2 separate regions of the Homo sapiens genome follow, and region 1 is linked to region 2. A link is an interaction called in ENCODE POLR2A ChIA-PET data of the cell type or tissue named here. Cell type or tissue: PC-9. All regions are shown on one strand. Links, peaks and the distances in the headings refer to the core of each region. The heading gives the core; the rest is flanking DNA. Region 1 has its middle 190 kb from the start of AGAP1. Region 2 has its middle 240 kb from the start of SH3BP4.

Evidence for each region. Peaks named below come from ENCODE experiments on the same cell type or tissue, not always from the same donor. Only the 100,000 strongest peaks of a DNase experiment are listed, where the experiment ranks them.
Region 1: POLR2A ChIA-PET joins it to region 2 with 12 read pairs; 2 of 35 experiments call an interaction of 5 or more read pairs at or near these places.

Annotation. Positions count from the first base shown.
Region 1 is chr2:235,299,351-235,302,157 of GRCh38, reverse strand. No RefSeq gene overlaps it. Among named protein-coding and RNA genes, the nearest start is that of AGAP1, 190 kb to the left of the region's middle. In PC-9, for the core only: no CTCF peak of the experiment used is centred there; DNase peaks (open chromatin) are centred at 1,397 and 1,527.
Region 2 is chr2:235,189,251-235,192,057 of GRCh38, reverse strand. No RefSeq gene overlaps it. Among named protein-coding and RNA genes, the nearest start is that of SH3BP4, 240 kb to the right of the region's middle. In PC-9, for the core only: no CTCF peak of the experiment used is centred there; no DNase peak of the experiment used is centred there.

The DNA.
Region 1 (2,807 bases), core at 209-2,708, 110 kb before region 2:
AAGAAGAGGAGGGAGGAGGGGGGAGGAGGGAGGAGGAGTGGGGAGGAGGGGAATGGAAGGAGGAGGAGGGAAAAGGAGGAGGAGGGAGGAGGAAGAGAGAGAAGGGGGAAGGAGGGAGGAGTATGAAGAGGGAGGAGGAGGGGGAGGAGGCAGGAGGATGAAGAGGGAGGAGGGAGGAGGATGAGGAGGGAGGAGGATGAGGAGGGAGCAGGAGGGAGGAGGGGGAAGGGGAGAGGAGGAGGAGAGAGGAGGGAGAAGGAGGGAGGAGGACAGAAGAGGAGGAGGGAGGAGGAGGAAGAAGGAGGAGGATGAAGAGAAAGGAGGAGGGAGGAGTATGAGAAGGGAGAAGTAGGAGAGAGGAGGGGAGGAGGTGGGAGGAAGGATAACGAGGAGGGAGAAGGAGGGAGGGGGAGGGGGGATGAGGGGGAGAAGGGGGAAGGGGGAGGAGAGAGGTGGGAGAAGGAGGGAGGAGGACAGAAGAGGAGGAGGGAGGAGAAGGAGGGAGGACGAGGTGGAAGGAGGAAGAAGGAGGAGGAGGTCCTCACACCCAGCACCTTTCCACCCATGTCTGGGAACTTCACTCACTGTCCTCTGTGTCGCTTCTGGCTCCCCAGGACAGCTGCCGTGAGAGGACCCTATGACCCCACTGCAGCTGCTGTGGGCTGGATCATCAGTTCACCTGGATCACCGGACCCAAGGGGGGCAAGAGTGCTTTGTGGGGCTTTAGAACTTGGAACTGAGAAAGTCAGCCTCCTTTAGGTGCTTGAAGTTTTAACACGAAACTGGTTTCTGCCACATGGGCTAAAGAAGGGAAGGGAGCTTGGTGGGGTGGTGACAGGGGAGAGAGGCTCCTGAGAGCACCCCGCCTCCAGCTTTCTTGAGGTTCATTGATGCCTGAATCCTAGATGGATTCTTACTGTTGAGTTATTGAGACACTTCATGATTCTTTAAATACATCCCCCTTTTTGCTTATACTTGAGTTGGGTTTTTGTTATTTGCAACCCAAAGAATTTGCAGTGTTGCAACTTCAACTGATTCAGAGTCAAGTCTGCCCAGGGCGCGACCCTAGCCCCATCTAGAGGAGCACTCCCCATCGGGGCCCCTGAAAGCGGAGGCACCGTGGGGTGGATCTGCAAGGTCTCTGAACCACCGAGAGTGGGACAAGAAAACTGGAGGCGCCAAAGGCCAGGAGTGGGTCAGCTGTCTTGCCTAAAAAGGAGGTCAGGAGAACACATCTCGGGAGGCTTCGACCCAGGATACAGCCCTGAGATGCCAGTGTTTCTGCTTTGGTACCAGAGTGTCTGATCAGCTACAGTCCCTCTGTGAGTCAAGGTGTCCCTGTGTGAGCTGCATTAAAGGAATTACATTGCTTTACAGGAAGAACGGGTGTAAAACGATCAGCTGAAACCTACGTCTGATGAGTGTCCTTTGGATTCATGGAGTTAGTTAAGGACTCAAGAATAGAACCAGGGGTAGTGACTACCAGAAAGCCTTAGCTACGAAAACAAAGTGCATAGAGTGCCAGGTGGGCATAATTTAGAGGGGAAAAAGTCAAGCTCACACCAGGAAAAAGAAATAACAATTTCAAAACATGGGAATACTTGTGGTCTCAGAGAAGAACACAAAGCATGCCTGGCAGCAGGCCGAGCCCCACAGCCTTTCCTGGCATTGTGCCCTCTTCCCCACAAGTCTCACTTGAACGAGACCCAGGAGAGGTGTGAGAAGGGTAGGCTGCTCTTTTTTTTTTTTTGTTTTGAGACGGAGGCTTGCTCTGTCACCCAGGCTGGAGTGCAGTGGAGCGATTTCAGCTCACTACAACCTCCGCCTCCTGGGTTCGTGCCATTCTCCTGCCTCAGCCTCCCGAGTAGCTGGGACTACAGGCGTCTGCCACCAAGCCTGGCTAATTTTTTGTATTTTTAGTACAGACAGGGTTTCACCATGTTAGCCAGGATGGTCTTGATCTCCTGACCTTGTGATCCGCCTGCCTTGGCCTCCCAAAGTGCTGGGATTACAGGTGTGAGTCACTGCGCTCGGCCGGCAGGCTACTCTTTAGGGGCAGCTGGCAGCTTGATACATCCACATTTGGTTTCCTCCTCCAAAGAGGCACCTTCATCTCGGGATGACTACATTTAAGAGTTGGCAGAGACCTAAGAGGTCACCTGGGGTCCTTTAGCAAGGATTCTAGAGTGGACTTTCCTTGTTCCACAAGTTCCTGACATTGTACGTGAAATGTCTGTGGAGCTCTAATTAGGGAAAAGAAGTCAGGCTGGTGGGACCAAGGGAAAGCAAGAAGAGAAAGCAGGTAAGCTGTAAATCTGCCCTTTCTCATGGTCCAGGACACATGGTCCTCCTGCACAAATAACTCAGTTGTTTTCTGCGCCCAACTTATCACCAGACTCTTGGGTGACAGAAAAATGCAAGTTATGAGGCCAGGAGATCAAGACCAGCCTGACCAACATGGCAAAACCCTATCTGTACTAAAAATACAAAAAATTAGCTGGGCATGGTGGTACATGCCTGTAATCCCAGCTACAGCTACTTGAGAGGCTGAGGCAGGAGAATCACTTGAACCCGGGAGGTAGAGGTTGCAGCGAGTGGAGATTGCACCACTGCACTCCAGCCTGGGTGACAGAGTTTCAAAAAAAAAAAAAAAAATGCAAGTTAGCTCACTGCAACCCTGATGTTACCAATACTGGACAAAGCCCTCCCCAGCACACAGCATAAGCACCAGCCTGTAAAATCTCCAGCAAGCCTTTGTCTCTTTGCAGTCTGCTCCTCTCTTGCTAACTTGCTCCTTGTACCCTTGC
Region 2 (2,807 bases), core at 22-2,521:
ACAGCGGAGGGGCGCCGGGAACCTGCTTATTGTCTATTTTCCATAAGGACGAACCAAGCATGCAAACATTCTCATGGAGCTGACACGAGCCTCAGGGGGATAAGAATTCTTGCTTCGTTTTTTAAACAGCTTTATTGAGATATAAATCACGTGCCTACAATTCATCTGTTTAAAGCATACAATTCAATGGTTTTGATATGTTGCATTATTAATTTCGGAAAATTGTGGTGATATATACATAGAGCCACACATACGCATATGTGTGTGGGAGGCTGTTTCACACAGGGTGGTCAGGAAGGGGCGACATTTGAGCGCAAGAGCAGGAAGGAGGTAATGGGCCTCGCAGTGCTCCCTGAGGGAGAAGGCACGGGGGACTGACGTGGGAGTGAGCTTGGGACAGAGAGTGGGCCCACGTGGCCAAAGCAAGGAAGCCGTCGGGGGGTGAGGTGGGGAGGAGGCAGAGGCTGGGTCTTGAGGGGTCCCCAGGGCCGAGTGGCGGGGTTTGGTTCTATTCTATGTGTGATGGGAAATAGCTGTCGCTGGATTTGTGCAGCAACGTGGTGCCCACGGGGAACCCACTCTAGGGCTGAGCAGAGAAGCGGCTGCAGCCAGCCACGGAGGTTCCTGCATTAAGTGGGCTCAATGAAGAGACTGGGAGAGGAGCAGCTGGGAGGGAGGTCAGACTTTCCAGGAGAGGAGAGGAGAGAAGGAGGAGAAAAAGGACAAAAGGAAAAACGAGTAGAAGTTGGGAAGAGGAGAGATGTCAAATTCTCCAGGAAAATGCGAGAAAAAGGAGAAAAAGGCAAAAGGAAAAATGAGTAGAAACTGGGAGCCACACCTCCACATCAATCAAGGGTGGAGAATTCTTATGATGGCCTCTGACTTTATCCTAATAGGATGAGAGGCTTCTAATCAGAAGAAAATACAGACTGAGCATGCTTCCTCTGAAAATCCAAAATCCAAAATCCAAAACTGTGTGAGCACCAACATAATGCCACAAGAGGAAAATTTCACACCTGACCTCGTGACAGGTCACAATTAAAATGAAATCAAATGCACAAAATGATTAAAATATGCCATAAAATTACCTTCAGGCTATGTGTGTAAGGTGTATGTAAAACATAAGTGAATTTCATGTTTAGACTCAAGTCCCATCCCCAAGATATCGCATTGTGTATATGCAAATATTCCAAAATCCAAAACAATTCAAAATCAGAAACACTCTGGTCTCAAGTATTTCAGATAAGGGACACTCAGCCTGTACAGCATTGGGCTGCACTCTTTATTCAGAGTTGAGACATTCAGCCTGATGCTCTTCTGCTGTCCTTTATAGCTCACTATATAGATCTCAGTCTGTGGAGTGGAGTCTAGGAGAGAACTGTCCCCCACTCCAAACGCACACCTCACCCCCAGCCTCCCCAGGCAGAACTCAAGGCAGGGTTTAGACTCCATTCCCACAATTCTCACAGGTGTGAAGGAGTCAGCATTAGCCTACATTTCCCTGCAGTATGCTCAGAGCTCTCCAGAGACCTGGAGATAAAAACTATCCCAAAAAAGAAGAGTTCTTCATGGGGCATCACATTATAACTGAAGCCACAACCAACCCTGTGCATGCAGGTGACCCTCCCACCACCTCTGGTGAGTCAGTGGCAGACCCCAGAAGCAAAGCCTGTGACACCCAGGTGGCGTGGCAACGTGGCTCCCACTGTCTCCTGTGCTTCTCTTCTTAAGAAAACACTGGTGGTCTAATTTGAGATCTGTGTTACTCGCTTCTTGCACCACTGTAAATACCTGAGACTGGGTAATTCATAAAGAAAAGAGGTTATATTGGCTCACAGCACTGCAGGCTGTACGGAAAGCATAGCGGCTTCTGTTTCTGCTTCTTGGGAGGCCTCAGGAAACTAACAGTCATAGTGGAAGGTGAAGGGTAAACAGGAACATCTCACAAGGCTGGAGCCGAAGGAGGAGATGGGGGCAGGGGAATTGCCACACATTTTTAAAAGACCAGCTCTTACATGGACTCACTCACCATCATGAGAACAGCACCAAGGGAGAAATCTGCCTCCATGATCCAATCCCCTTTCACCAGGTCCCACCTCCAACTTTGGAGTTTACAATTTGACGTGAGATTTGCGCAGGGACACAGATCCAAACCATATCAAGGTCTTCCTCCTGTTCACTCCATGAACCGTGTCATTCTCATGTCATGTTCCCTAGGGCTGCTGGTCCAGGTGGTCACCTGTACCACCTTGGACACCTGGGCACTTCATGTCAAGCCCCGGACTCTGTTTCACTTTGTCACCTGTCAATGGACACAGGTCTCTGCATGGCAGGTTTAGCCCGGATGCTCCCCAGTACAGAAATACTAGATTCTGGAGGACACCCCTGCACAGAGACCCGAGTCACTGGGACCAGCTGCGTAGATTGCAAAGCTTATGGCAAAATGGAAACACTTTTTAGGATCGGTTCTGAAATGTATTAAGGATTTCAAGATGGTGATGCCTGGCTTTGAACCAAGTGTGAGGCCTACATGCAGAGCCTTGCGTGTCTGCACAGGTTACATTTCCATGGCGCCGGCCCTGACAGCCATGCAGCACAGTCGGAAAGCAACTCTACTCCACTAGGGCAGACCAAGATCAAGGCAGATTGAGTTCCCATCAAGGAATGGAAAAGACTGGGTCAGCCCCAGCTGTGGATACCTAGCCTTGGGAGAAGCACTTGAGTTAAATGGAGATCCTAACCTCTCATTATATTTGCTTATGGTGTTAATATTTAACTCTATATCATGTGCACACGTCCTTTTTTGA